Regions from separate parts of the Homo sapiens genome. Here region 2 is linked to region 1. Evidence: read pairs that join two places in POLR2A ChIA-PET (ENCODE). Cell type or tissue: K562. All regions are shown on one strand. Links, peaks and the distances in the headings refer to the core of each region. The heading gives the core; the rest is flanking DNA.

What was found. Peaks named below come from ENCODE experiments on the same cell type or tissue, not always from the same donor. Only the 100,000 strongest peaks of a DNase experiment are listed, where the experiment ranks them.
Region 2: POLR2A ChIA-PET joins it to region 1 with 5 read pairs; 1 of 35 experiments calls an interaction of 5 or more read pairs at or near these places.

The regions. Positions count from the first base shown.
Region 1 is chr7:150,902,632-150,917,744 of GRCh38, reverse strand. No RefSeq gene overlaps it. Among named protein-coding and RNA genes, the nearest start is that of AOC1, 58 kb to the right of the region's middle. RefSeq lists an enhancer at 7,271-7,771. In K562, for the core only: no CTCF peak of the experiment used is centred there; DNase peaks (open chromatin) are centred at 6,384 and 6,964; H3K27me3 peaks cover 2,738 bases.
Region 2 is chr7:149,776,874-149,791,986 of GRCh38, reverse strand. It overlaps the pseudogene SSPOP. Among named protein-coding and RNA genes, the nearest start is that of ZNF467, 11 kb to the right of the region's middle. RefSeq lists enhancers at 661-1,449, 5,955-6,454, 7,641-8,216, 8,217-8,793, 9,371-9,947 and 1 more and a silencer at 4,192-4,486. In K562, for the core only: CTCF peaks have their summits at 5,008 and 6,279; a DNase peak (open chromatin) is centred at 8,250.

The DNA of each region.
Region 1 (15,113 bases), core at 3,411-11,410:
GCTGTCTGCAATGCAAAGTCTTTCTTCTGCTGTTGCGTTAGGGTGTGTATTACTTTCATATTTGTAGTAACAAACACTGCAAACTTAGAACAATGCACATTTGGCTTAAAATAACACAACTTTATATCTTACAGTTCTGTAGATCCAAAAGGGGTCATAGTGGGCAAAATGATTTATGACCCCTTTTGGATCTCCAGAACTGTAAGATATAAAGTGGTGTCAAGATGTTTGCAGGGCTATGTTCCTTCTGGTGGTTCTAGGGGAGAATCCACTTCCTTGTCTTTTTCAGTGCCTGGAGGTCAACGACATCCCTTAGCTTATGGCCTGGTCCTCCATCTTCAAATGCATAAACACAGCATCTCCAGATCTCTCTCTTGGACATTCCTGCCTCTCATAAGAACCCTTGTGATTACATTGGGCCCACCTGGAAAATCCAGGCTAATCTCAGCATCTCAAGATCCTTCATTTAATCATACCTGCGAAGTCCCTTTTGGCAAGTAAAGTAGCGTGTTCACAGGTTTTGGAGATTATAATGAGGACATCTTGGCGGGGGCACTCTTCTGCTGCCTCAGGGGTCACAGTCTGGATTAGGATGCTTATTATATGTGCCCTTGGGTCAATGCCTGAGGAAGGGAGGAGGGGAAGCAGGAATGGGCAGAGGCAGTTGTTGGGCTGGGATGCAGCCTGACAGCCTCTGCTCACCCATGAGGAGGTCCGGGGCCGAAAGGAACAAGAGAGTTGTCTGGGGTTGGGCAGATGTGGTGAACTTTGATACTTCTGCTTCCATTAGTCTTTGGATATGGGTTGCACACAAGCTGATGTGACCTGGATGAGCAGTGGTCCTCAGCTGAAGAAGCCCTGGCGAGGCTGACAGCTCGAGGTCGCCCCTGATGGCACTTGCAGAAGGTGGGACAGGTCCTTCCTCAAAGCAGGGTTTGGGTGGCGCATCTCCATGGGTCCTCTGGACAGACTGCTTCCTACAAAAAGCGCTCATCAGTGTGACTGCACCTTCACCCGCCTCTGCTTCTTGGGATCCGATTCGGTCTTGGGAGGCCCCCTGGGGTCTGCCTCCACTGTTGGAAGTGAGGAGTCCCAGGTTTTCTCTCTGGGCTGCACCCTCATCCTCCTGAGCCACCACTGCCAAGGACTCTCTCCTCTCATCCTGCATGCGCAGTCTTCACTCCATTTGGAGAGGATATTGTTCAGAGACCTATCTGTCTCCTAGCTTCATCAGGTATGGCCACTGTGTTTTGGTTTTCCTTTCTGCTCGATGGTCCAGGGCAATTTCCAAGAAGGTAAGGGGAAAGCCATCTCACACCATAGGATCCAAACTGCTCTCTCCCCTTCTTAGAGAATCAACTTCTCTCCACTCTAGGAGGACAGGAGGCACTGTGACCTGCGCTCGCTCCCGCACCCCACCCTCTGCCACTCCACTTCAAAGGCACGCCATCCCTTGCAACACACAGTCCCAACAATCTGTGTGGCTGGTGCCCTCTGGCCTTACCCCCTCTCCTGGATGATCCTGACTTCTCGTCACTCCATTCCTGGGGCACACACATTATGGTGAGCATAACTTGCAGGCTCCCTCCATCTCCACCTCGCTGTAGACATACCTGAACTCCATCCTGTCTTGGCCTTAGCTGCATCAGGCTTCTGAGATCCCAGACTTGGCATTTCCCCACTGGTCAGCACTGCCTGCATCTCCAGCCTGTCCTTCACCTCCCTGATCAGCGTTCTCAGATCCAGGTGTCCTTCCCTCCCTGATTGACCCAGTTCATCCCACTGTTGTTGCTACACTTGAGCCCTCATAACTTTTCAGCTACTTCATGAAATTCTAGCACTTGGACATTAAAATGGGACTTACATGTCCTCTAGGTCAACTTGTATTTGTGGGAAACAGCCTCCAGCTTTCTGTGTGGTGAAGCAAGGGGCCCGGGCGTGCGTGGCCTAGGCCTGGGTGTGTGGTCATGTTTTCTCTAGCTGGAGGATGCTCCTCCAGCTGTCTCTTGGCTGAGGGGCTTGCAGAGTGGACAGGAGCGAGGTATAGAGGAGAGCTTTGAGCATATAAAGAAGTTCTTTTGGGTTGAGTTCTCTAGATGGGGTTTAGGGGAGGAAAAAGAATCCCCAGTCAACAGAATTAATTTGGGACTATCCTCTTTGAAGAAAGGGAGTTAGTATAGAGTGGGGAAAACATTTGCCTTGGAGTTGGATTGACTTGGGTTCAAATATGAGCTCCAACATGTGCTGGCTGTGTGACCTCAGAGTCATTGCTTAAAGGACCTCATTTATTGTACCTGTAAAGTGGTTAGTGACAGGATCTCCCCATATGTGGTCATGCAATTTAAAGGATATGTGAAAAGCTTGGCAAGTGTTTAGTTAGGTTAAGCCATGCTCACTGCTGTAGTAAGCCAACTCCAAAACCTTAACCATGGTTAAGAAATAAACCTCAACCGTGGTTTATTTCTCATTAGGGCAAGGTCCCAGGCAGTGCTCCTCCCTGCCATGACAGAGGTCGAGGGGCTCACATCCTGTGACTCTGCCCTCTCAGCAGGCGGCCTCTGTAGTGGCTGCCATGTGGAGAGTGGCTACCAGGTGGTGACCGAAGAGACACACCAGCTTGGAGCTTTGCTTGGAGCCAGTTTCATGGCCCCATTGAAATGCATGGGAGGCCAGGAAACATGAGGGAGACTGACGGGCTGACTCACGTATCTTAGTTCTTTACTCCACAAACATGACAACATTTTGCATTTTCCTTTGAATGAGAACCCCATAACAATTCCTTTAGCAAATCCCATGGTGGCCTCAGATGTCCTATTAGAAAAGGGGGTTCACACTTCCACACTCAGGTCTGGATTGGGACCAGGAATGTGATGGAGAGGCTGGCAGTAAGGACATTTTAAAAAAAGATGTCTAAATTTCTCAGAAGGAGAAGGGAAACCAGAAAAAGATGGGAGAAATTTAAAACTCTGGGGGATTGAACCTGGAGTGGTGGTGAATGTACTTTCCTTACTGCTGGAATGTTCCTTTGAATCCATGCAAAATGAAAATCCCCTCCACCACAGCCCAGATGGATGGACCCCTGTCCAGGAACAGAGCATGCTTGACTTCGCTGGACAGTGCCTGTTGTAGGCGAAATCTGTCTTCTAGTGCCTTGCATCTGTTGGTCCTGCTTCTCCTTCCAGCTGCTCCATAAGCCCAGCCTCTGACAACGACTCAGATATGTTAGGCAAATGCTCGGGTCCCCTCAACCTTTTCTTCTCTGCGCAAAACAGCCCTTAACACTGCAACCACTCCTGGGAGGATAGAATTTTGAGGTGCTGGCAAGACACAGGGAGAGAGCCCTCACTAGCCCAACATCGCTGGCTTCATGAGTCTGCAGAGCTTAACACTTGGCTGCCCCTGTGGGGACAAAAGAAAGGCCCCCAGGAGAGCTTGGTTACTAGAATCAATGCAAATGGCAGGAGACAGGTTGCCTTCTAGGCCAAAGGTAAATCAGACATGACTTTAATAAAGCTAAATAAATAATGCGAGCAGAGGAAGGGCGACTTGGGGATAGACAACCCACAAAATGGGGAGTCCGAGAGATGGATGTTGACGGTGTCTGCCCAGCACTGTCCGGGGGACATGGAATTTGAGTGTTGTGAGCATCCAGGATGCTGGAGCGCTGATGTCTCGGGCAGGGAGAGTCATCAGGCCATATCATAGCGTTGGGGAGATGCCCTCCAATATTAGCACCTGCCATGGACCAAATTCCATGTTCACAGGCAATGTTTAGTTTAACAATTTTACGTACCAGTTCTCTGATCCTGGGAAAGACAGTGTTCTGGTGGGAAGGTCATTCTGGTGGTTGGAGTGGGAACGAATCCACTGGACCCTGGTTCATCTATCAGTCTATTGCGGGCAGGAACCATTCTCTGCTAGAACGATTCCCCAGGGAGGCTGTGCACCACTGACAGTTGCCACTGTTATCTATTTTCCATTCTTCCCTGTTAGTAGAATCCACATGCCAGCTAAAATACTCACCCTCCAGACCCTCCTGAAGCTCAGGGGAGCTGTGTGCCACAGTTCTGGCCAATGCAACGTGGGCGGAAGTTTATAGGGAGTGTATCCTTTTTCACGATAACAAAGGTAAAGCCCTGCTGGAGAAAACCTTTTTGCCCTTCCCATTTCTTTCTACCTAGAACATGATTGTGAGGCTTGGAAGTGCAGCGGCGATTTTGTGACAATGAAGACAAAAGCTACACTCAAGGATATCAGAGGAAGGAGAGAGAGAGGGGCTGTGGCTCCTTGGTGACATCCATGAGAAGCTGCCCCAGCCCCCACTTGCCTTGTTCTGGACATTGTAGAAAATAAGCTCCTGTCTGTTTAAGCCAGAGTTGGTGGTGGTCTTCACTGATGCAGGTGCTAAGCAGAGTTTCTGGGCTAGCAGAGCTGAGACAGGACCCTACAATGTAGTCAGTGCACAAGGTGATGCGTCTGCGAGGTCCTTGGTGGTCTTCCCCTTGGATACTTCTCAGTGTTTTTCTGGTCATAAATATAACTCACATACTTAGTGAAAATTCAGATGAATCAGTGAATTTTAAAGAATAAAGAAAAAAACTTCCTTAAGCCTACCACCCAGAGATAACCACTGTTTACACAGTGGTGAATATCCTCAGAGATATCTGTGGGTCTAGTCGATATAGGTAATGCATTTTTAAAAACATATATAGGATTGCATTTTGAAACTTGCTATTCACTCAGCAGTGTTTTGTGAACCTCTTTCTAGTGATTTTGTTAAGAAAATCCCTTCTGAATGTTGTCTGATTGAAAAAATATCTCCATTATTAATGTTAGCTCTTTTCACACTTAAATACTATTATTTAATCTATTATACTGTAATTTAGCCGATCTATCCTCAGTGGGTATTGAATTTCTGGTATTATGTGTAGAGCTGCCGTGCAGGGTCTTGGGAGAATGTCTTTGAGAACCTCCTGATCGCCTCCCGAGGAACATCTCTGGGAGTGGGTTTGCTGGCTCAGAGGGATGCAAGCATGAGGGTCTCTCACTCCCTGGCCTGAGCTGCTTCCTGCTGTGAGGTCCCCGCTCCTGCACTGTGGGATGTTTCTGGAGATGGTCTCAGCTTTGCTGACTTCTTCTACATGTCTGTGCTCTCTGGTTCAAAACGACCCGAGACAGCTCATCAGTAGTTCAATCACTGCCGTTGCCCTGACACATGCCCCATGACAGCTATTCTAATTCCTATCCCACTTCTTAAGCCCCCAGTCCTACCTTTCTGGAACCACTCTCAGGGAGATTTCCTTCTTTGAAGATCCAAATTAGGCTAAATTTGAGCTCAGTGTATAAGGCACTCTGCAAAAGGTTTCGCTTTCCAAGAAAAGCACTAGTCAGAATGGATTTTCTTTACAAAATCCTTTTATTTTCCAATAGAAAGGGCCCTGAGTGGGTGCCGAGACATCGCCTCCAGTGCGTTCAGCCACCCTTTTGCAGGGTGCTCTCTGTACAGTGAACTTGTTTGTACCCAGCTCTCCATGTCCTCCTCCTCCCCAACTTAGGGGGAGGGTCGGTCATCCACAGGGACTCTGTGGCTGTAACCCAGTCCCGCTTTTCTCCTCCAAGGTGAGCTGCACCCCTTCTTTTCGCCCAAGTTGATTGACAGCAATCACAATGGATCTCAGTGTCCCTGTCCTCATTAGGGGAATTGCCAAGCTGGCTCCCTCTGTCTTGTAACAGAGATACCGTACAGTAGCCAGCACTCAACGTTTTCTAATGAAACAATGTAAGACATGAGGCTGAAGAACATTCTGTGCCCATTGTATTCATTTGTTACATTAACAAAATGCATTAAGTATCTCGTGGGATCAGGCTCTCCTAGGCCTTGGAGTACTGGTCTATTTAGTGATGGTTTTCGAAGTCCACACATTCACAGGTGGAGGAAGTGTTGTAATTAGCAAATGGGCAGCGGCCATCCCCCAGCCTGCCACTTCTGCAGGGTGGCTCAAGTGTCCCTGGCAGGTCAACCCTTTCTTCCTTTCCTCCTGGATAAGAGGAAAGGGAGATTGGATTCCAAATCTTCCCACATCCTCTGGTTCATGGCGCTTTGTCCCTTTAGATATGTTAATTATTCAGCTTCTCGAGTAACGAAGAAGCTCCCTTCATGAGTGCCCCCCTTACCATGAGAAGCTTGCCCTGGGCTCCATCCCAGTTCTCACCAGATTTCCTGACAGACACACAACCCTCTCCGCTTCTCACACGTGCGCTCTTTCATGCACAGCCTGGCTCAGCTCCTGCACTGTCTTGAAAACACACCACTGACCGCCCCCCTGGACCTGGAATCTGTGTTCTCTCCAGGCTTCGACGTCTTCCACTGCCACCTCCTCCAGCTTCACGAGAGCAGTCAGTGGCCGCCTGACTTGCAAGCTGACTTCCATTCCCTTCCTCTTCTCTGCACCGACCATTCTTCCAGGTCGCCTTTGTTGGCTTCTTGTTTCTCCTCCTGTAAAGGGCTGATGGCCCCCAAGGTTTCCTCTGCGCCTTGAGCTCGTTCCTGTCTACATCTAGTTTGAAGAGCTCAGGCACGTGCACAACTTCCTAAGACATATGTAGGAGGATAGCTCCCAGGCCCTTGTGTGTGGCAGGGTGTGTGCATGGGTGCACGTACGTGTGTGTGGCAGGGTGTGCACATGTCTCTGTGTGTGTGCACGTGCATATGTGTGTGCACATAGCAGGGTGTGTGTGTGCATGTATGGCAGGTGTGTGTGCGCATGTGTGTGTGTGTGTGTGTGTTGAATTTTCTGATGAGTGGGAGCGATGTAACTTTCACTCTCTCTATTCCACTATACTGGCCTCCTCGCCAGTCCAAAAACAAGGCGAGCCTTCTCTCACCTCTGCCCTTTTTTCTGCAGAAATGCTCTCTCTCCAGGTGTCCCCATGACGCTGTCCTCATCCCTTCTGGTTTCTGCTCCAAGGGCACCTTGTGAAAGACTTCCTGACCCATCCATATAAAATAGCGACCTCATTTGCTGAGCTTTAAAATGTTTCTCCATAGCCCGTACCACCACTTGACATCTCTCAAACACACACACACACACACACACCACACACCACACACACACACCACACACACCACACACACACACCACACACACACACACCACACACACCACACACCACACACACACCACACACACACCACACACACCACACACACGACACACACACCACACACACCACACATACACCACACACACCACACACACACCATACACACACACCACACACACACCACACACACCACACACACACCACACACACCACACACACACCACACACACACCACACACACACCAAACACACCACACACACCACACACACACCACACACCACACACACACACCACACACACACACCACATACACCACACACACACCACACACCACACACACACTACACACACACACCACACACACACCACACACACACCACACACACACCACACACACCGCACACACACCGCACACACACACCACACACACCCCACACACACCCCACACACACCCCACACACACCCCACACACACCACACACACACCACACACACACACCACACACACACACCACACACCACACACACACCACACACACCACACACACACCACACACACCACACACCACACACACACAACACACACCCACACACACACCACACACCACACACACACCACACACACCACACACCACACACACACCACACACACACACCACACACACCACACACACCACACACACACCGCACACACACACCGCACACACACACACCACACACACACCATACACACCACACACACACCACACACACCACACACACACACCACACACACACCACACACACACACCACACACACCACACACACCACACACACCACACACACACCACACACACACACACACCACACACACACACCACACACACACCACACACCACACACACACCACACACACACACACACACCACACACACACCACACACACACACACCCCACACGTTTATTTCTTTATTGTCTGTCTCCACAAACTTAGAAGCTCCTAGTGAAAAAAGATTTTGTCTCCCTGGAAGTCATACAGTAAATATTTGTTGAATAAGTGAATTCTCATTAACACCTGGTAGGAGCAAATCTGTTGATAAGGTTATTAGCTGCAGAATCCCCTCTACTCAGTTTAAGAAGAAAAGGATTGATTCGGGGTTTGTAGTAGATCATAGGATCTTGGAGCTTGGAAGAAACAGACTCAAGAATGAGCTTTCAAGAATGACTTCCCGTGTGATACCGCAGACCAGCCCCTTGCCTCTGCCTCAGTCAAGAGTTTCTAGAGCAGGAAGCCCCATCAGCCGCCAGCTCCAACAGTGCACGGCTTCTGCTACCAACCACAATGGGACCTCTGCACTTTCCCTCTTCCCCACATAACTCAGGTCTAAATCTAAGTGTCATGGGCCCATATGTGGTTAGTGGAACCTAAATCCCATGTCCATTCCCTAACAATAACTGAGACTCAAAAATGTGGGCTCCTCCCCACCCTCCAGTGTTAGGAAGGCAATGTTCACTTGGGGAAGAGGTGTTCAAAAGATTTGGGGGGCTGAGCGTGATGGTTCACGCCTATAATCCCAGCACTTTGGGAGGCTGAGGCAGCTGGATCACTTGAGGCCAGGAGTTTGAGACCAGCCTGGTCAACACGGTGAAACCCCATCTCTACTGAAAACACAAAAATTAGCCGGGCATGGTGGTGCACACCCATAGTCCCAGCTACTCGGGAGGCTGAGCTGGGAGGCTTGCTTGAGCTCAGGAGGCAGAGGTTGTAGTAAGCCAAGATCATGCCACTACACTTCAGCCTGGGTGACAGAGTGAGACCCTGTCTCCAAAAAAAAAAAAAAAAAAAGATTTTGGGAAGGCTGGAGGCATGGTGGCTCATGCCTGTAATCCTACCACCTTGGGAGGCTGATGCCAGAGGATCACTTGAGCCCAGGAGTTCAAGACCAGCCTGGGAAACATAGTGAAACCCTGTGTCTACAAAAAATAAATTAGCTGGGTGTGGTGGCACCTCCCTCTACTCCCAGCTACTTGGGAGGCTGAGGTGGGAGGATTGCTTGAGCCCAGGAAGTCAAGACTGCAGTGAGCTGTGACTGCACCATTGCATTCCAACCTGAGTGACAGAGAGAGACCCTGTCACAAAAAAAGACAAAAGATTTTGGGGAGCCATGAATGACAGATGCCAATTATATATACTTTCCTAGGTTTTCCATTCTGATGGGATTAAATGTTTCTGTCACTGTAATTTTAATTTTCTATTAGCTTTCCTTTCTTGTATGTTCTGTTAATGCTTAGTCAGTTTTTTTTTTTTTAAATAGAAACGAGGTCTCACTATGTTGCCCAGGATGGTCTTGAACTCCTGAGCTCAAGTGATTCTCTTGCTTTGGCCTCCCAAAGTGCTAGGATAACAGGTATGAGCTATGGTGGCCGGCCATTAATACTTACTCACTTTTAGACATTGCAAATGCCTTTTTCTAATCAGGCTTCCATATGTTAGTTTTGTCTATGGTATTCTTTATTGATTGATTGATTGAGACAGGATCTTGCTATGTCACTCAGGCTGGAGCACAGTGGCACAAACATGGCTCACTGACACTTCAACTTCCTGGGCTCCAGTGATCCTCCCAGACTCTCCAGTAGTTGGGACCACAGGCATGTGCCACCATGCCCAGCTAATTTTTGTATTTTTGGTAGAGACGGGGTTTTGCAGTGTTGCCCAGGTTGTCTCAAACTCCTGAGCTCAAGCAATCCAACCACCTTGGCCCCCCAAAGTGCTGGGATTATAGGTGTGAACAACTGCACCTGGCCTTGTCTACGGTATCCCTTAAATAGAAATTCTTTTTGCCCCTGAATGGTCATAATAAGTTAACTTTTACCTATGGTGGGTCCTCCAGAGTGCTGAGTTGTATCAATTAGATTTTTTAAAAAATAAATTTGATTGTGTATATTTAAGGCATACAACATGATGTTACGAGATCCATGTAGATAGTAAAATAATTACTATAGTGAAGTAAAGTAACATATCCATCATCTTATATTAGCACTTTTTTTTTGGTAAGAGTAGTTACAATATACTCATTTAGCAAAAATTCCCAATGTGATACACTATTAGTAACCAAAGTCCTCATGTCTGGATCTTTAGATTTGTCCATCCTACATATCTGCTATTCTGTGTACTTTGACTCACATCTTCCCATTTCTTTCTCCCACCTTACTCCTGGTAACCACTGTTTTATTCTCTATCTCTGTGTATTTGCCTTTCTTTCTTTTTTTCTTTTTTAAGATTCCACATATAAGTTTGATCCACTATATTTGTCTTTCTGTATCTGGCTTATTTCAGTTAGCATAATGTCCTCCAGCTCTGTCTACATTGTGTCAAATGGCAGGATCTCCTTTATAAAGCCTAATTAATATTCCACTGTGTATACATACCATAGTTTCTTTATCCATTTGTCCACTGACAGACATCTAGGCTGTTTCTGTATCTTGGCTATTGTGAATAATGCTGCAATGAACTTGGGAGTGCAGATATCTTTATGAGGTGGTGATCTCATTTTCTTTGGGTATATGGCCAGTAATGGGATTGCTGGATTATAAGGTAATTTTATTTTTAATTTTTTTGAGGAGCTTCTATATTGTTTACTATAATGGCTAAACGAGCTTATATTCTCACCAGTAGTGTACAAGGAAGGTTCCCTTTTCTCCACACCAACACCAACACTTGTAATCTCTAGTCTTTTTGGTAATGGTCACCTTGACAGATGTGAGGTGGTATCTCATAGTGGTTTTGATTTGCATTTACCTGATCATTAGTGATGTCGGGCATCTTTCATATATCTGCTGGCCATTTCTATGTCTTCTTTGGAGAAATGTTTATTCAGGTTCTTTGCCCATTTTTAAAGTGGATTGTTTGTTGTTTTTGCTGTTGAGTTGTATGCGTTTTTAAAAGGCATTTTCGATATTAACTCCCTATTAGATACATGGTTTACAAATATTTTTCTCTGATTTGTTGGTTGCCTTTTTTTTTGTTGTCGATTGTTTGCTTTGCTGTGCAGAAGCTTTTTAGTTTGATGCGGTCCCATTGATTTATTTTTGCTTTTGTAGCCTGAGTTTTGGTGTGGTATCCAAAAAGTCATTGCCAGGGCCAATGTCGAAAACTTTTTCCCGCTTGTTTTCTTCTAGGAGTTTTATGGTTTCAGGTCTTACCTTTAAGATCTTTTATCCATTTTGAGTTGATTTTTGTGTATGGTGTAAGACAAGAGTCCAGTTTCATTCTTTTGCATTTGGAAATCCAGTTTTGAATATAAATTCTTAATTTTTATATAGGGAAAACATCAAGTTTTGCCTTATAGTTTGTGCTTTTTAGGTCTTTCTTATGAAAGCTTCCCTGAATCCAACCCCAGGTATCAAATACATGATTGTAATTTTTTCTATTGCCTTTATAGTTACATCTTTCACATTGAGATCTTTAATTCACCTGGAGCCCACCTCTGCATATGGGTGTGGTGGGAATCCAACACCCTCCACCCCCTATTAAGGAGCTAGTTTTCTCAGCAATCATTTGCTACACATGTTCTTCTTTCTACACTGACTTGTGGTGGCTTCTCTGCCATAAACCAAGTTCTTGTACACACGTGGGTCTATATCCAAGTTCTCTATTTTGGTTTATGATGCCAGCACTTTACCTTCTTATTACTATGATTTTTGGGTTATCTTCCTTCTGGTGAGATACATTCTTCTTGGCTCATCTGGGATCTGTGGAAGGGTGAGTAAAAGCAAATCTTTCTGTCCTTTTCTTCGGAGTCCCTAAGCTCCACAATAGTCAAAATGAAAGAAAAATACCGGGCCTCTGACAGCCAGTTAAAAGCGAACAGTGCGGCTGCCGGACTTAAGGCATGGAGGATGGCCAGAAGATGAAGAGGGCAGAGAGATGATGGGACAGGACGACCAGCTGCAGAGAGGAGTACCCTCTACGCTGAGAGCTGCAGAGAGGAGTACCCTCTCTGCTGAGAGCTGCAGAGATGACCAGTGTGCAGAGAGGAGCTACCCTGTCTGCTGAGAGTTTCAGAGACCTGCAGAGACCTCCGAATGACTTGCCTGCAGACAGGAGCCACCCTCTCCAGGCCTCCTCTGCTGAGAGAGGAACACTCAACGGAGGACCTGCCTATAGAAAGGAGCTACCCACTCCTCTGAGCTGTTCTAACACTAAATAAAACTCTTCTTCTTTACCCATCACTTGTCTGTGTACCTCATTCTTCCTGGACACAGGACAAGAACTCGGGCAAAGGCGCCGTGGCCACAGAGGTTTCCAGTCAGAAAAGTCGACACCCCAGAGATCCTGTAACATCTTTAAAAAAATTATGGTAGTAATTTGGGAACTTTTATTCTTCCTTATAAATTTTAGAATAAATGTATTGCATTCCTAAAAAAGGACAGTTGGAGTTTGATTAGGACGACAATTGTGGTAATAATTGGGTAGAATTGATACTTTAATATTAAGTTGTCCAATCCAACAACACAGATTATTCTGTTTATTTAGATCCACTTTTATCTCCTTTATTAGAGGGTAAAAATTTCCTTTACAGAGGACTAGTATATTTTTTTTCAGGCATTTTATAGGTTGTGTTGCTGTTATGAAAGGTATCCTATTTTCTTATATGTATATATGTCTTATTTTCTCCTATATATTATAGGTGGTTAATGTGGTATAGACAAAGTGTTATTGGTCTTTGTAAGTTGACTTTACATCCATCCAGCAACCCTGTTATTAGTTTTAATAATTAGTTGAAATTTCTATGTAAATTTTCATATAGTCCACAAATAACATTTTAATCTCTTTCCTCCTTCCGACTTCTACACCTCCCATTTCCTTTTCTTGTTTTATAACAGTGGCCCTGACTCTGGCTCTTTGTTACATAGCAGCAATGCTAACAGGCACCTTATCTTCTTGCCAATCTAGATGGGGATGTTTCTAAGGTTTCTCCATTGGATGTGATATTTGCTTGGGGTTTTGGTATGCCGTCTTTAAAAGTTGAGGTGATTCTATTCAAATTCTAGTTTTCTGAATTACTCTTTGGCTCTTTGCCATGAAGGGCTGCCTGTCCCTCATGCCCTTGGCCCACAGAGCACAGCCAGGCTTCCGCCATGCCACCACAGGCAACTCCATGACTTACAAGCTGGTGGCTTACAAACAGGATGTCACTCCTCCTGGGAAGCATCCTCCACCACTGTCCTGGAGGGACATAGCTCAGCCCAGGTGGAGGAGAGTGGTGATGCCCTCCTGTGACACACAGACACCTCATGCACACCTGTGACCTGTGGTACACAGGCAGGAGGGGTCATGGAGAGAAATGACATTGGCTGTGAAACAAGGTGATTTGGCCTCAAAGTTGGGACCTGCCATGTACTAGCTGTGTGACTGTGAACAATTTATTCAACCACTCTAAACCTCAGCTTCCACATTTGTGAAATGGGGAATCTAACTGTTCTTGGGGAAACCACGTGGTAGTTTGTTAAATAAAATAGCCAGCAAAAAGTATTCAGCAGAGTAATAACTGTCCGCTATTGTATTTGTAATCCATAAACGAATATCATTCACACATTATGAGCAGGGTAAATGCTCTTGATAAGAAGTTAAGCAAAAGCTATATATAGACTAAGTCGACGTTTGTTTTAAAATTTGCATAAGTAAAAGACCGAGGAGAAATAGATCCTTTATATTTGTGTTTTCGAATTTTTCTGTAGTGAGCACATGATTACCTCATAAATCTCTGAAACATGTTTTATGGAAACAGAAAGCCCAGTGTGACTCAGCAGTGCCAAGGCTGCCAAGAGAGCTGGCGGTGGCCCGGCCGCTTCAGCGGAAACAGTGCCCGCACCTGGAGGTCCTGGGCCTGCCACCCTGGGCCCTGGCTGGAGCCCAGCTACACCAGCGCTTTGTTTAGCTCTGGGCATAGGTAGCCATGGAGACCCTGAGTGCCACGGTGGAACAAGAATGTGGCGAGTGTGTGAAGGCCACAAAATCTGCAGGACAAGAGGGCTGAGAAAGCCAGGAGGGGTGATGTGGGATGGGAAGAAGCAGGGAGCCCCCCGCCCGGTAGGCTTAGGGGGGTAGGGGAGAGGGGGAGAAGAGAGAGGGACAAATAGAGACAGAGAAAGAGAGAGAGAGGTATGGAGAGAGAGATGGAGAGAGGCCGGGCGTGGTGGCTCACGCCTGTAATCCCAGCACTTTGGGAGGCAGAGGCGGGCGGATCACGAGGTCAGGAGATTGAGACCATCCTGGCTAACACGGTGAAACCCCGTCTCTACTAAAAATACAAAAAATTAGCCGGACGTGGTGGTGGGCGCCTGCAATCCCAGCTACTCAGGGGGCTGAGGCAGGAGAATGGCGTCAACCTGGGAGGCAGAGCTTGCAGTGAGCCGAGATCACGCCACTGCACTCCAGCCTGGGTGACAGAGCGAGACTCCGTCTCAAAAAAAAAAAAAAAAAAAGAGAGATGGAGAGAGAGGAGGAGGTGAAGGAGAAGGAGGAGGAGGGAGTCCCAGCGTGAGGAGGCGCTTCTGCTGTGGCCGTCTGACCTCAGGGCCCACCTATTGCTTTCCTCGTGCCTGGCCCCAGCATGTTCTTCTGGGCACTGCCCTCCCCACTCAGCCACAATGTTCCTACAGGTCCGTCCATTGCCCCATGGTCCATGGTCCTGAGCCCTGAGATGTCTTTCTTGGGAGTTTGCAAACTGGCCTGGGAATAGAGACTCTCTCTCAGGCTGCAGGGCCTGCAGTGTCCTCAAAGGCCATGGCCCTGCAAGAGGAAAAAGATGAGAATGAAATCAACCAGTTCAGGCGTGAGCGCCCGGCCAGCTCCTCCCAGAGGCAGGTCCCTGCCCTTCTCCAGGGTCTGGTTGTTGAACGTTCCTTCACTGGGCTCGACTCCCAGGCATCTTGTCAAAGTTCATCTCCTTTTTCTTGATCTTGTTCAAGTTGAAGTTTTATCACTTGCAACCAAAAAGGTCCTGAGTAACACAAAATGACCGGT
Region 2 (15,113 bases), core at 4,435-12,434, 1.1 Mb after region 1:
TCCTCTCTTCAACTCACTGGTCTGGCGGGTGCTGTGCAGGCCTCCGGGCAGTGCAGCACAGGTGCGGCCCCCATTCTGGGGTGAGTGGCACTGCCGTTGCCGCGTCATGGTGCCCCTGCACGGCTCAGAGCACACAGACCAGGGGGACCAGGTGCTCCATTCACCGTCCACTGTGAGGCAGGGGGACAGGGCAGGCAGTGAGGACCATGGGGGAGGGCTGAAGGCCTAGTGGCCTTCTTCTCCCTTCCTCTATCCAGGCCCCACCACCCCAGCCCCTCACCTGGGCAGGCTGCCGTGAAGCAGGCCTGAGACTGGTGCTCAGGCCCTGGGCAGTTCTGTAGCACCAGGAGGCCGAGTGGGGAGCAGCGGCGGCTCCGGCCCTGGCCCCAGGGCCCACACGTCCGGCTGCAGGGCCCCCATGGGCTCCAGGGGCCCCAGGCCCCACAACCCTGCTCTTCTGGGGAGGGGCCCACCTGCCCTGGCCTTCCACAGTCAGGCTGCCCATCACACACCTGGGGAGGGAGTGGGGTCAGGGCTCTTGTGCTGGGAGGCAACATGGCACTGCCGCCTCCTCCACCCACTCCCACCCTCACCAGCTGGAAGCCTATGCAGGTGCCATTGGGGCAGGTGTATTCTGGGCAGGGAAGCCCTGTCCTGTTGGGGCCTCCCAGGGCTGGCAGCCCCCCTGGGAAAGAAGAGGAGAAAAAACACAGTGAGCGGGGGGTGTGAGCTGTGTCCCGGGCCCAGCCAGCGGGGCCTCCCTCAGGGAACAAAGCATCCTCACCGCAGTCCAGCTCGTCCTCGCCCTGGGGACAGTCTGGGATCCCATCACAGAGCTGCTCAGGGGTCAGGCACAGCCCCGGAGCCACACCACAGGGAAAGAGGCCAGGGCACAGAGGCAGCTGGGTGGAGCCTGCGGGCACTGTGAGATGTGTCCTGCTCCGCTCCTGTCCCTTCCTGCCCTCTCCCTGCAGAGGGGCAGAAAGGCGGGTGGGAGGCGGCCAGACAGGCCAGCCTGGGAGGAGCTGGGGGGCCTGTGGACAGCTCGCTATAGGGGGAGGTAGACAGGACCTGAAGGGCTGGCTTGCAGTGACACAGAGGGTCTGCTCAGGTCTGGTGGGGAAATGCTGAGGGCGGGATCCCTCCAAACAGACACACTCCTCATCCCCGCAGAGCCTCTGCCCACCCTCTTATCCCTTCTTGGCCAAGTGTGGGGAAAGACAAAGCCCCTTTCTTCGCTCTCCTGGGCCTAGGTGGGAGGGTAAAAACTTTTCAAATAAAGTTTCACGAAAAAGATCAAAGGAACGCAAACGTGGCCCAGCCTCGGATGCCCCCAAACCTAAATCACTCTAGCTGCCGCGCCCACCTGTGCCTCAGGAGGCGAAGGTGGGGATGGCGCTCGGGAAGAGGTGGGCCCGCCGGCTTGGCCAGGGGGGCCGCGCATGGCCGGGGGCGCGGGAGCCTCAACGCAGGCGTCGGGGCCCTCGTCCGAGCCGTCGGGACACTGCCGCACGCCGTCGCACAGCTGCTCGGGGGACACGCAGTGAGGGCCGCGGGCGCAGGGCGCGTGGTGCGGCGCGCAGGGCCCTCCGCAGCCGCGCTCGTCGCTGCCGTCGGCGCAGTCTTCCTCCTGGTCGCAGCGCCAGCCCCGCGGGGTGCACTCGCCGCTGCCGCACCGAAACTCGAAGGGGCCGCAGGGTGGCGCTGCAGGGAGCGTCCGCGCTGGATCCTCTGCCGGCGAGCGCCCTCCCACCCGCAACCGCGCCCGGGTCAGTCCTTCCACCTCCGCCGCTGCTCCCCTCCCTGGTCCAAGTCCCTTGGCCATTTCCTGGGCCTGGCCCTAACCCACCTGCAGCCCCTTCCCGAGAACAATCCCTCTGCATTTTGCTGCCCGGTTGGTTTTCCCAAAGCTCTCCCCTGGGCCAAGAATTTCCATGAGACTCCCTGCAGCTGGGAGGGAGGCCTTGAACGCCAGGAAAGAGTGTAGACTCTTTCAAACGCCCTCCACTTCATTCATTCCAGCGTCTTCGGGTGTCTCCCACTGCGCCCTGCTCCTTCCCATCCCAGAGCAGCGCCACAAATGCCTCTCTCTGAGGCTTCCATGCCCCTCTCCCCCAGGCTTCTGGCCACCAGCTTTCCCACCTCTTCCCTCCAGGAGACTCACCAGGGCTGGCGCTGGCCAGGGGACTTGACGCAGTGTCCAGGGAGCCTGGGGAGGGGCCAGGCAAGGTGCTGGCAGGAGGTGTGGGCAGAGAAGGTAGGGGGCAGTGTCCCGGCCCCTCATCGGCTCCATCTGGGCAGTCCCAGACTCCGTCACACAGCTGGATGGCCCCCAGGCAGGTGCCATCAACACAGGACACCTCCCCGGGGACGCAGGTCACCTGCCCTGCACAGAAAAGAAGAACTGGCTCTGGGGCACTGCCCTGTACTCTTACTGTTTGGGGTGCCCCAACTCCCACACCCTCAGGACCAACTTCATAGCAGGAACCTGGCAAAGGAGCGGGGAGGTGAAGTCGGGGCTCTTGAGGAGATGGGCCTTGCGGGAGGGAGTGCTGGGTGGGCTGGCGTCCAGGGCAGGGACAACTCACCCAGACAGGACTCCTCGTCGGCGGCATCCAGACAGTCAGGATGCCCATCGCAGAGCAGGGCCGGCGGCAGGCAGCGTCCATCGGCACAGGCCAGCAAGCCCTGGGGGCACGGATAGCTCGGCTCATCCGTGCCATCTCCACAGTCATCCTGGCGGTCACAGAGCAGGGCCAGGGGCAGGCAGTGGCCGGAGCTGCAAGTCATCTGCCCCTCCCCACAGCCTGGGGCGGCACAACCTAGCATGGGGCAAACAGGCAGGCTCAGGACGCTGCTGTAGGGGCCCAGAGAAGCCCTGAACCCCAGAGGGACCAGAACACCCTCCCTTCCCCTCATCCCTCCAGGCCACAGGCAGCCCCTGGCAATGGGAGCAGCAGCTAAAGAAGCCACTCCAGGACAGCTGCCTTGGCCCCAGGAAATTCAGTTACATGTGCAAGGACTGACCAACCCTGTCGCTTCCACGCATGGGCAAAGACACTCACCCTCCTCATCAGAGCCATCGCCACAGTCGTCCTGGTTGTCACAAAGCCACCCATGGGGCACACAGTGCCCATTCTCTTGGCACAGGGCCTCTCCCTCTGCACAGGCAGGCACAAGCTCCTCACAGTGGCCACCGTCACCCCCACAATGCCATTGACCTTCCTGGCACGTGCTGAGCACACAGCGTCCTGGGATCAGCCACAGGCTGGGCTTGGCCCAGTGCTCCTTCAATAGGTCCCCCCCAAGATGACCTCCCCACTCACCAGTTCCCGCAGTCCTTTTGCAGCACAGACCCCGGCGGGAAGGAGTTGCGGCCCCACTCACAGGGGCAGGAAGCTGGCTCCAAGCAGGCTCCTCCTGAGGTCACAGAGTGCAGGGCTCAGAGCAAAAGGGCACAGTGGCCCCTTCCCAGTCTCAGTGCCCCTCCCCTCTGCCCTTTGTCACTCTACACACCGTGCAGCAGAGTCCCCTCGGGGCAGAAGCAGCCCTCCACACAGGCCACCACCTGGCAGTGCCACCCGGGCTCAGGATGCTGCTCATGGCAGGTGGGGGGACACGTGGGGCCACAGGCCTCATATACCTGTCCCCCTTCACACTGCAGGGCTGGGTGGAGAGGAGAGAGCCTTGGATCACTGAGGCACAAGGGCAAAAGGATGCAACCACACCAGGCTGGCTGGCCAAGGTGACCACCATGGAGGGCACAGGGTGTCTGGTGTAGACCTTGGGCAAGACCCCCCGGGCCGACGTGTACCATGTCAGCTCTACTCGGCAGCCGTTCTTGCATATATGGCTTATCTAGAAAAGTGTCTGGCACAGAGTAAGCACTCGATGCACAGCTTGCCCTTGAATGAATGAACGGCCGTCTTGTGGGACAGGAGAAGCTCTTTCAAGAAGCTGAGCCTGTGGCAGTGGCAGGATTTAGCATTGGGGACTGAGGGCGGGGCACACTCACAGCAGAGCTCCTGGCTACGCCAGCGCACGTGGTGCCCATGCCGGGCACACTCATCTGCATAGGTGGCAATGGCCGAGCAGAGGCACTCACAGTCACCCCCCGAGTCGCAGCTGTGGGAGGAAGCATTCAGTCCCGGCACCCCCACCTCTACCCCACTCCAGGTTGGCCTCTCCTTACCCGCAGGCGTCATACAGGCACCACTCATAGTGCTGCTGCGGGGGGACCTCCGCGTGGCATAATGTGAAGAGCGGCTGCAGCAGCGCCCCACAGCGGGCCCGAGCCCAACCAGCCCGGTGTGTGTTCATCTGCAGGCACAGGGTGGCGTCTCCAGCACAGTGGACCAGCGGACACCCTCCCCAGCCCTGCCTCTGGGAACCTCCCTTCCTGCTTTCCCGCCTGCACTCACCGTGCAGGGGTGTGGCAGGTCTCCTGGCTCAGGGCAGAGGGGGCTGAGGCGCCAGGAGTGGGCAGCCAGTTCAGCTGTGGGCTCCAGGACGCCCTGGCGGCTCCGCAGATCATTACTGGCATCTCCATCAAAGTCACCACACAGCCCAGCCACGCGACCACGGAACTGAGGGGACAGTTGCACCAGGACCCGAGTCCCTGGTGGCAGCATGGTTAAAAGTGACCTCACCAGCCCTTATCTGGGCCAGAAGACCCAGGGTCTGTTTTACCACCACCAGGTGCCACCCCCACCAGGGGGTATGGTTACCTCTTTTGTGGGGGGATGATTGGTGATGATAAATGAAGAGACCTATATTTAGGGGGCTCAAGGTAGGAATTAGGAGCCTATTTTCCTAACTAACACCAAGCCAAGGGCTGAGGGGGAGAGAAATTCTCCATCAGGTCAGATTCTGGGAAACCAGACTCCAGGATGGACTGTGAGGCCCAGCAGCACCAGCCTCGGTGGCGGCAGGCTGGGAGGGTGGCCCAGCGGCTCAGAGCCAAGTCCATATGGGGGTTATCTGGGTTTCCCTCAGTTCCACAGAAGCAGTTAGATATAACATATAAGCCAACTGCTTATATGGGTGATGGGAAGTTAGGAGATTTATTTTCATTTCGCCTTTCTAAAACTTGGTATTTTCTCAATGTTTCCCTTGGTGTGGAAGGATTGCTTTCATAATGATGAAAAAGATAATTATGAAAACCTAATTTAAAAAAAATTTTTTTCTCGCTCTATTGCCCAGGCAGAGTGCAGTGGGGTGATCACAGCTCACTGCAGCCTTGACGTCCCAGGCTCAAGCAATCTTCCCATCTTAGCTCCCAGGTAGCTGAGATTTCAGATGCGCACCACCGTGCCCAGCTAATTTTTGTATTTTTTGTAGACAGGGAGTCTTGCCATGTTCAACCCAGGCTAGTCTCAAAGCCCTGGGCTCAAGGGATCTGCTCGCCTCAGCCTCCCAAAGTGCTGGGATTACAGTTGTGAGCCACTGCACCTGGCCAAAAACCTAATTTGGAAACTCGGACCTCTTGCATGGACTGGGAGGTAGGGGTGGCACTGGGTTGGGCATGGGGCAGGGCAAGTGCCAGCCAGGCAGGGAAGTAAGGTGAGAGCTCAGGGTCCTAGCCTGGCTGTCAGCTTAGCTCTCAGCCTGGAAATCTGCCCTGTGGAGGTGTCAGGGGCTCAGTGGAGGGAGACCAGGAGGAGGGAGGGTCAGGCGTTGGGAGAAAGAAGTTGGGGTGAGTTCAACCCTATGGTGCTAAGGCGGGGCACAGGTCCAATGGTTGAGGGAGGGCAGGGGCCTGATCTCCATCCCAGAGCAGGGTGAGGCCCAGGTGGGTCGAGAGCAGCAGGAAGAGGCCAGCACGACGCAGGCTCAGCCCAGGGCCTGTGTAGACCTTGGGGGGCGTCACGCTCACCCCATTCACCGTCACTGCCCGGCCTGTAGAGGAAGAAAGGCATTCAGGCCCAGCCTGGAGGAAAGGGTCCTCCAGATCCTCATGAGGCTCTCTAGCTCCCCTGTCCAGCCCTTCTTTTGCTTCTCTACCTGTGTGACCTTGGGCACATCATTAGACTTCTCTGGGACTTAATTTCTGGGAGGCTTCTGGTATTGAGTCCCAACCAAGAGGAGAGGCACCAACCCCATGGCATGGAGGGCAGCCAAGCCCAGTAAGGAGCTGGCCAGCAGTGAGCAGACACAGGGAACCCCGCCCCCTCCCACCTTGCACAGCTGGGAAGCCATACAGGTGTGCCCCTCCCTGGCAATGTCACCCTTCAATGTTGCAGCCACCTCTGAGCATGTGCACAACAGTGCCCTCCAGACGCACGGCCAGCGCTTTGGTGCAGGTGAGACCGCTGGCCCCACAGGGCAGGTTCTGGGCAGAGACTGTGAATAGGCCACTGGCCTCTCGCACCAGCAGATACTCGCAGGCCCCAGGATAGGTGAAGGCCAGTCCGTCAAATGTCACATAGTGGGGGGCGCCTGATGCCTGGCACCGCCCACTGCGCCGCTGGCCTGTGCAGTGCCACTGCCGGCCCCGGCACACGCTATGGGCAAGGTGGGGGAAACAGAGTCACCGAGGATAGGGCCCTGGGGGCTGGATCCAGGGAAGGCAGCTGGTCCAGGTTCCAGGCAATCTCAGCAGCCCTCAGCGTGGTGGGGTCCTGCAGGGTTCCCTTGGCCCAGGCCAGTCTGGATACCCCAGCCCCCACCACCCCGACCCCTTCTGGTGGAGGGAAGGATGATGTGTGGGGAGCCATGGGCCACAAGGTCAAAGGGTTAGAGGTCACGGCAGCTGGGCATACCAAACGTTGCAGTCTTCCTGGATGGTGGCGTTGGGCAGGTACCACTGCCCACTGTGACGGCAGGGACAGAGGTCAGGAGGCACACAGCGCTCGTCCTGGGCAGAGGGCAGGGACAAAGGGCACCATGTAGGGGTGCGAGGGGAGCAGGGCAGTGCCCTGGCTTAAGGAAGGCCATCCTGTTCCCCCACGCAGCTCCTTCTTGGACTCACCAGCAGCACCGTGCCTGGTGGACAGACACAGCCATCAGTACTGCCTGCAGGGCAGGAGTGATTGGCGCTGGGGCTGTCACAGGTGAGGAGACAGGCACCAGGGGCATAGACAAGCTCCCTGGGGCAGAATGCCCCTGTGAAGGGCAGTGGCGAGCCGTGCAATTCCAGAGGCCCCTTTCCTGGCAGATGCTGCAGGAGGTTGAGAAGGAGTAAGAGGCAAGTCCGAGCTTCCAGGAACCTGGTCTGACCTGGTGAGAATCTCAGGAACCCAGACACTGGGTACCCAGGTGTCCAGATCCCATCACGTTGAGTGAAAACCCAGCCCTGATGCTGGAGACCTGAGCATCTCAGCTCCCAACACTCAGTCATCAGCACAGGGAGTTGGGCTGTTTCCAGCACCCTGACATGCCTGGGATAGACATTGTCACCCTTTCTGTCCCGGCTCCAATAGGTCCATCCTCCAGGCTCTGGAGCAGGACAGAGATATTGAACCACCCTACTCCCAGCCCAGGTAGGAGAGGGATTGCATTGAAGCCTGCAGATCCATAATCTGCCTTCACTTCACTTCTCGTGAACAAGCTGTGTGACCCTGCAAGCTGTTTAGCCTATCTGAGCCTCAGTTTCCTCATCTGCAAAATGGGAACAATTTTTCCACTTCTTACTTTATGAGGTTATGATAGGAAAGTAAAACTAGATAAAATGATGCACACGAAAGTGCTTTATGGACCCTAAAGTGCCCCACGACCGAGGGGAAGTGATCAGCACTCTGTCACCCCCAGCATGCACGCTGCAACCAACAAGGCTGCACCCCACCCGTTATCTCCCAAGCTACCTCTTCACCCCCACATTCTTCCTCTTGCCCCAAAGGTCGCTGCCCTCACCAGCGGTTGCACTCCTTCATGGTGGCACTGCCAGGGGCATAGCGACGGGCTCCGAGCTGGCAGGGGCACAAGCTGGGGGGCACACACTGGCCCTCAGGGTCCCACAGCAGCCCCAGAGGACAGTTACAACCAGCCACACAGCTGCCCAGCTCTCCACAGTCCTCTGGTTTCCCGCAGTGTTGACCGCATGCTGGGGCACACTCTCGGTACTCCTGGCCACCAGGACACATAACAGCTGGGCACAGGGACACACACAGGTCAGGGGCATAGCCACCACTGGCTCTCTCCACCCCCTCGGAACCCCACAGCCCACACCCCCTGTGCCTTTGCAGGAAGAAAAGCCCGGCAGTCTGCCAAGGGTAGAGATGCACCCTGGGCCCCTAGCCATTCCTGGAAGGGGGATGGGCTAGGGAGGAGGGGAGGAGCCTGGGTGGGGTTGGCTGGGCTGAGCAAACTTACGGCAGAGGGTCTGGTTCCTCCAGGGAGGTGAGGCACCTTCCTGGGCACAGCGACGCGCATAGGCAGACAGCACCGGGCACAGGCAGTCACTGCCGGGATCACAGCCACACACGGCTGCCAGGCAGCGCAGATAGAATGGCTCTTTGTCCACCAGCCTGTGGCATTCCTTGGGAGGAGATGGGGAAATGGGTCAACTTCTCCTCCACGGAGTCTACGTCCCCTTGGTCCCCAATACCACCTCTGGGCTTGTCTGGTCTCCCTTGATCCTCCCAAGAGCCCAGGTGGAGGGCAGGGCAGGTGTCGGCCCATCTTACAGATGTGGGAGGAGCCCAACCCAGCTACCTGGAAGACAGAGCTGTGCAGGATGGCACAGGCCGCCTCTGCGAAGGCGTGGCGCTGGGAGTGGGTGGTGCAGGGAGACAGCAGGGCACTGTCCTCAGAGGGGCATCTTCCCTTGCCGGCCACCTGGAACTTGCTAGCAAAGGCAGCAATGCTAGTTTCCACATCTCCGGCTGGTGTCAGGAAGTCGTCCTGCTGGTTCTGGGTGAAGGTGCCACACAGACCCTGCACCTGGGCCACAAGCACGCATGTAAGACAGCTGAATGCAGTCCCACCGCACCCTTGCTCCCCCACACAGCCGCCTCACTGGCACACCTGGTGGGCATGGCGGGGGTCCAGGGTGATGTAGGCTACAGGGTCAGACAGTCCCCAGAGCACCTGGGCCCCAGGCCAGCGCAGCAGCAGAAAGGCAGAGGAAGCTCGGCGCACACTGAGGCCCTCAGCGCCAATCCAGGGCAAGCCCACATCCTGCCCATTGACCAGCACAGCTCCTGGAACAGGGGGTCTGATGGTGGGGGTGGGGCACGTGGAAGGATAGGGCTGCGATAAGGGAAGGAGCTTGGATGGGAAGTAGAAAGTCCCATGTCAGGATGGGCTGCTGGGGACAACTAGAGTGTCCACCTGAGCTCCCTACCCCTGCGGCCCAAGGACTACCCTTGGCACACAGATTTTCCAGTCCCTCACCCTCATGATCAGTGTGTGGGAGGAGCTAGATGGCAAGCCAGGAGCTGGTTGGGGAGGGTTGGAGGGACCCTGCTGAGTGGCCTGCCCGGTCTGGTCATGCCTTAAGGCCTTTCAAGCTCTCATAGCTGCATGACTTGTATCTGACCCCAGGACGGGGCAGAAGATGCCTCGGAACATCTCCTCAGGACTCTGTATGTCTGCTTCAGAGATGAGAGGGCCGGGGAAGTTGAGGCAGTGTGCTTAGGTGTAGGAGGCTGGGGAAGAGTGTTTGGACTCCAAAGCCATAGGGTAGTGTGGAGGAGGAGCAGTGACAGGAGGCCTGAGACTGCCTCAAGAGTGCAGAGCAGAGGCTACCTGAGTCCCTGAGCTGGATGTGGGTGTCCTCCAGGGAGACGGAGATGGCGTGCAGGCAGCTCCCAGCGTCGCAGGCCCCATGCTCCAGTAGGATCAGTAGCTGTCCCTTCACATAGTCCTGGGGCGGGCAGGGGGAATTCAGTGGGGCCCGGCGGGCCAACCCTCTCCGGAGAGGCTTCTGGAGACCTTCCCTACAGAACACCTTCAGCACGCACCTGGAGGCAGCTGCCCACCTTCCGGCCAGGCAGACTCTCTGCCAGGTAAGGGGCTTCGTCCTCACCATGGGCCGCATGCGTGGATGTCTGTGTGTATGTGTGTGCAGGGCCATGGAGGTGCACATAGGTGTCATGTGGAGGTGTGTGTGCATGTTTGTATGTTCACGAGTGTGTGTAGGTAAGTGCGTGTCTGCATGTTGGGGTGAGATGACTCCTCTCTTTCCTCCTTATGGATATGTATGTTCTCCCATGTTTGTGTGCATGTATACACACATGCTAAATCTACATGCACATACATGAGTGTGTGTCATGTGTATGTCTGTGTCTGTCTGTAAGTGTGTACATGGGTGCATGTATATGTGTGTGGATGCATACAAGTCTCTGTGTGTTGGTGTATAGCCTGTATGTGTCTGTGTGTACACATGCAGATCTCTGTGTTGGTTTGTAGCCTGTGTGTGTGTGTGTGTGTGTGTGTGTTTGCATGCACATGTGCGCGCTCACATGCAGATTGCTGTGTTTTGGTGTGCAGCCTGTGTGTGTGTGAGTGTGTGTACACACATGCATCTTTGACTGTGTTTGCTGGGGGAGATGGCTGTCCTCTTCCCTCCCCATGGACAGGCACAGCCTCTGTGAGGACTGTGCTCCCAGGACCTCCTCACCCCATCACTACTTATGAGAGGAGTGGGAATGGTCCAATAGTTCAATGGAGAGATCACTCAGGGGACCCCAGATGATTGCGAAAATCGTGGCCTGCACCTGAACTTGAGAAGTGAGCTCACTTCATTGGGGGAGGTTTAGGGCGGGAGCAGGGCCTCTTATTTCCCCTGAGGTTGTTTTGCATGAAGTAGTCTATAACAAACTCAGCCCATCCCATCTGTGAGAGACAGGACTGAAGATGGGTTTTGGTTAGTGGCCCTGGGCTGAGTGGTGATGACAGAGGGACTTTCACAGGGAAGCTGGGGAGGAGGTGAGAACCCAGCGGGAGGCCTCGAGGCCTGTAACAGCCATGCCCCCAGTGTTGGTTCTCCCTTGGCCTTTCCTGGGAAGACTCTGGGTTTCGCTTATTTATTTAGGGGTTTCCTTACAGTCAGCCCCACTGTGCCCTCTAGGAGGGCCCCTACTGTGGCAGAGTGCCACCCCAGCAGACCGTCCTCTGCCCACCTGCACCAGGCTGTAGCGGCAACCTTGACCACCCCAGAAGGAGTAGCTCCGCCCATCGAAGGTGAGGTAGTGCCCGTCCCCACCCACTGCACACTCGGCGGGGCACAGTGCCTGGGCACAGTGCCAGCGGCCATCCCTGCACACGCTGTGGGCACATGGGTGAGACAGTGAGCTCTGGCATCAGCTCCACCCTGAGGGGGTGGAGATGACCCCTGAGCTGGAGGTGACCCCCCAAAAACCCCTGTTCCTCCCCTCCCGTGGAAGCCCCTCCTGCTGAAGGGGTAGAGGTCAGCCAGCAAGGCCATCAGCCATGCCAGCAGCAGTCCCAGTCTCTGAGAGGAAGACCCAGAATGGGCTGGAGGCTTAGGGGAAGCAGGTTGAAGAGAAGGGAGGGATCCAAGGGCACCACCTGGCCACCAACCCCCAGCATGGCTCAAGGACCCACCAGGGGTTACACAGCTGGCGCACGGTGTCACCGGGTACATAGCGCTGGCGGCAGTAGTAGCAGGGGCAGTGGGCAGCAGGCACACAGAGGGTGCCATTCCAGAAGAGGCCTCGCGGGCACTCACAGCCACTCACACACTCTTCCCTGCAGGACTCCTCCTCTCCCTGACCCACCGCCTCGCAGCTGGGTGGGCAGAGGGAGACGCAGTCGGAGTAGAGCTGGCCCCCGGGGCACAGGCGCTCTGTGGGCACAGGAGTGAGCTGTAGTCCCCCGCCAGACCCCAGTCAATCCCACAGGGTGGGGAGCCCCTCAGTCAATCCTGCAGCGGGGGGAGGCCCGAGCAGTACCGCAGAAGCCAGGCTTCCTCCAGCGAATGTGGATGTGCCGCCTGGCACAGGCCTGGACATAGCTGGCAAAGGTGGCACAAACAGCCTGCTGCCGCCCCTCTTGCCCACTGCCTGCCATGGCCCCTGCGCAGTAGGCAAAGAGACAGGCCTCGTGGTACTCAGCAGGGGAAACCTGCAGGAAAGGACGGCCCCTCAGCAAACAGCCAGCACCCCCTACCTCCTGCTTCCATCACTCCATAACTTATAACCAAATGGATCAGCCCCAAAAGGAACCTCAGAGATCACATATATGAGCGGGCCATTTCCCAGAGATAAAGCCAAGGATGGAGAGGTGGGGGTTTGACAGATGGCCCAAAGTAACCCACAGGCAGGGCCAGACCAGCTTGCTGACACTTCTCTATCACCTTCCCTTGGGTGCCAGACACCACCCCTACCCCACCCATACCTGGGCATGGCACTGCCCGAATGGACCTTCCAGCAGCTGATGGCACACGTCCTGGGCTTCAGCCCGCAGGTGGCCAGGTTCTACATCTGCGTCTATGAGCCCCAGGGGGCTGTCACAGCCCTGGGCCACCTCCACTGCATCCAGACACCCAGACTGCAGACAAAGGCCATCAGGTCAGGTGGCAGTGATGAGGGACGTTAACCAGGACCCCAGAAAAATGCCTCCTGCTCTCACACAGCACCAGGGCCCCACCTTCAGGCCCACCGCCCACATCCTGGGGCTGGGGAGAGAGGCGAGGTGGCAGCCCCACGCTGGGCTGCAGTGGTGGGGATAAATGACTAACTGGTTCACCAATGCTGGCCTCAGATGGCTAGTTCACAGCAGGCAGCCGGGCTTTCTGTGGGACCCCAAGGCCTGCCCTCTGCCCTGAGGATCTGGGAGAGGGCCAGTCCCTGTCCTAGGGAACAGGCCAGCAATGAAACTGGGACAAGGGCTTGGAGGTGCAGGAGTCAGAAGCCAGCCTGAAAAGCTGGGAATGGGCAGGCAGCTGGGAGGGAGGGGCCCCAGTGGCAGCCTCACCTCCGAGCCAGGGAGCCTCCAGGAATTTCCAAAGGTGGCTGCTAACATGGCCAGCCCTCCGCCTGGCTCCATGAAGTCATCTGAGAAGGGGTGAGGCAGGGGTGCTGGGTCTAGGGTCTCCGGTCTTCCCTTCCCTGCTACACCAGCAACAAACCACACCCCACTTACCCTCTGGCCAGCCATTGTAGAGCCCACAGAGGCCTTGTGTCTGTCCCCAGAGCTCGTGGTCCACAGAGATGGAGATGGAGCCAGTCCTGTCCAGCCGCACCACGACCCCCAGGCCTCCTGACAGCACCAGCCAGTCCCCCAGCCATTGCAGGCTCAGCCCTGGGCACAGAAAGAGGTCACTTGCCCCCTGCAGCCACAATTCTCACCCTTCCCACTACCACAGCTGGGCTCAGCTACCCAGGGATGGAAAGGAGAAGGGAAATAACTCACACAATTCTCACATTCTAGAGAGCTCTGCACTTTATACCAAAAGTATATGCTTTACAGCAGAGTGATTGATTTCCATCACAGCTCCCTTTGAGGAGCTCATGAAAGCTGCAGACGCTCTCTGGAGAGAGTAAACTTCAAGTGAACTATGAAACACACGTGCACGTGCACACACATGCATGCACACATACATGCACACACTGCACCCATGCACACACAGGCATACACGCAGGAAGCTCACCCCCACCTCACCCTGCAGCCCAGCCAAGACAAAGGTTCTGTTAGGAGAGCTTCCCATTGCTTAGCACCAAAGTGCTACCTCACAGCACTCCTCTGAGGCTGGCGGGGAAACTGAGGCTCGGGCAGTTAGGTAGAGGGACTTGTCTGAGCTGGTGCTGTGAGAGTTTGGTGGGGGTAGTTGCAGAGGGTCGGGACTAGGCCTGGTTCCTCCCGGCCCCTCACTGGATCTGCGCTTCAGTGCCTCCCAACAGCAATGACTGGGGGCCCACTGCGGGATCATTCCCAAACAGCCCCCTGCTCCTTTTCTGACCCTGCCTGGAGGGTGGAGAGACTGTCAGAGGAGCACGTGGGGGCCTGGGCAGCCTCTTGCTCTCCCAGTGCTCTCACCGTGGAGCAGCCAAGACTGCCCTTCAGGTACCAGCTGCCCCTTCACAGACACATTTCCAGCCTGGATCAGCACCTCCTCGGGTCCCATAGTCACCTGGACCTTGAGGAGATGCAGAGTGGAAAAGGGGGCTGGGGCTCTCTTCCTCCCCTGTCCAGCCTCCTCCCTGTGGCTGCCCCATCTCCCTCCCTCACCCGCTGACAGTGTCCAGGCTGGGGGCAGCGGTCCCCGGGTGTTAGGTGGACAGCCCAGGTGGAGTCCGCAGCACCCGCCAGCAGGTAGGTGCAGCGGCCCAGGAAGTGATAGTGGCGGCCATCAAAGGTGCGGTAGTGGAAGCCCGACCAGGAGGCACAGGTGGCCGAGGGACGCTGGTGCTGGCTCCAGAGCTGGCCCACAGCCCCTGCCAGGGGCTGCAGGAGGGCTGGAGAAGAGGCACTGCCTGGGAGAGACACACCAACTGTGAGCCTCTGAGTGTGAGGCAGAGGTGAAGGGTGAGGACACAGGGCTCCCGGCACAGCGGGAGGCAGGCAGACAGGACATGGTCACTCTAGTGGGCCAGGGAGCCAGTATGGGCCCTGTAGAAGGGCCCAGAGCACAAGAACTCCACATGGGAGTGCCTGGGGAGGCGGAAGGGGTGATGGCCAGGACTGTGCCTGTCTGGCAGGCTGGAGTCTGTGGACCCACCTGGCAGGTGTCGGCTGGAGCAGCTGCGGCAGGCCTGGGAGCTGCCATCCCACCAGCTTTGTCCCCAGGGCCGGGCGCAGCACTCCTCCAGGCTTCCTGCTGAGGCATTAGCTGAGCCTGCCTGTAGCTGGCACTGCCACATGGCAAAGCAGTGGCCTTCAGGACTGGCTTTGGCAAGGGCTGCGGTAGGTGGGGAGGATGGGGCAGACCCAGGCAGTGAATATGGGGTAGCCTGGAGCTCTCAGCCCAGCCCTGGTTCTCTGCCTGAAACCACAGATCTGAGCTAGCATCCCCTGCCCAGGACTCCCAGAAGGTACCGCGTCCCCAAACGCACTCAGGTGCTTACCCTCAGTGCAGTGGGCGCCCCCCCAGCCTGGGCAACAAGTCCTCACTGTCCGGTTCCACTTGGCAGGCCGGGTTTCTGGAGGTCTGCACCCACCAAGCAGGTGGAAACGGGGAGGAGATGTTAGCGTTCAGCCCAGTCCCACCC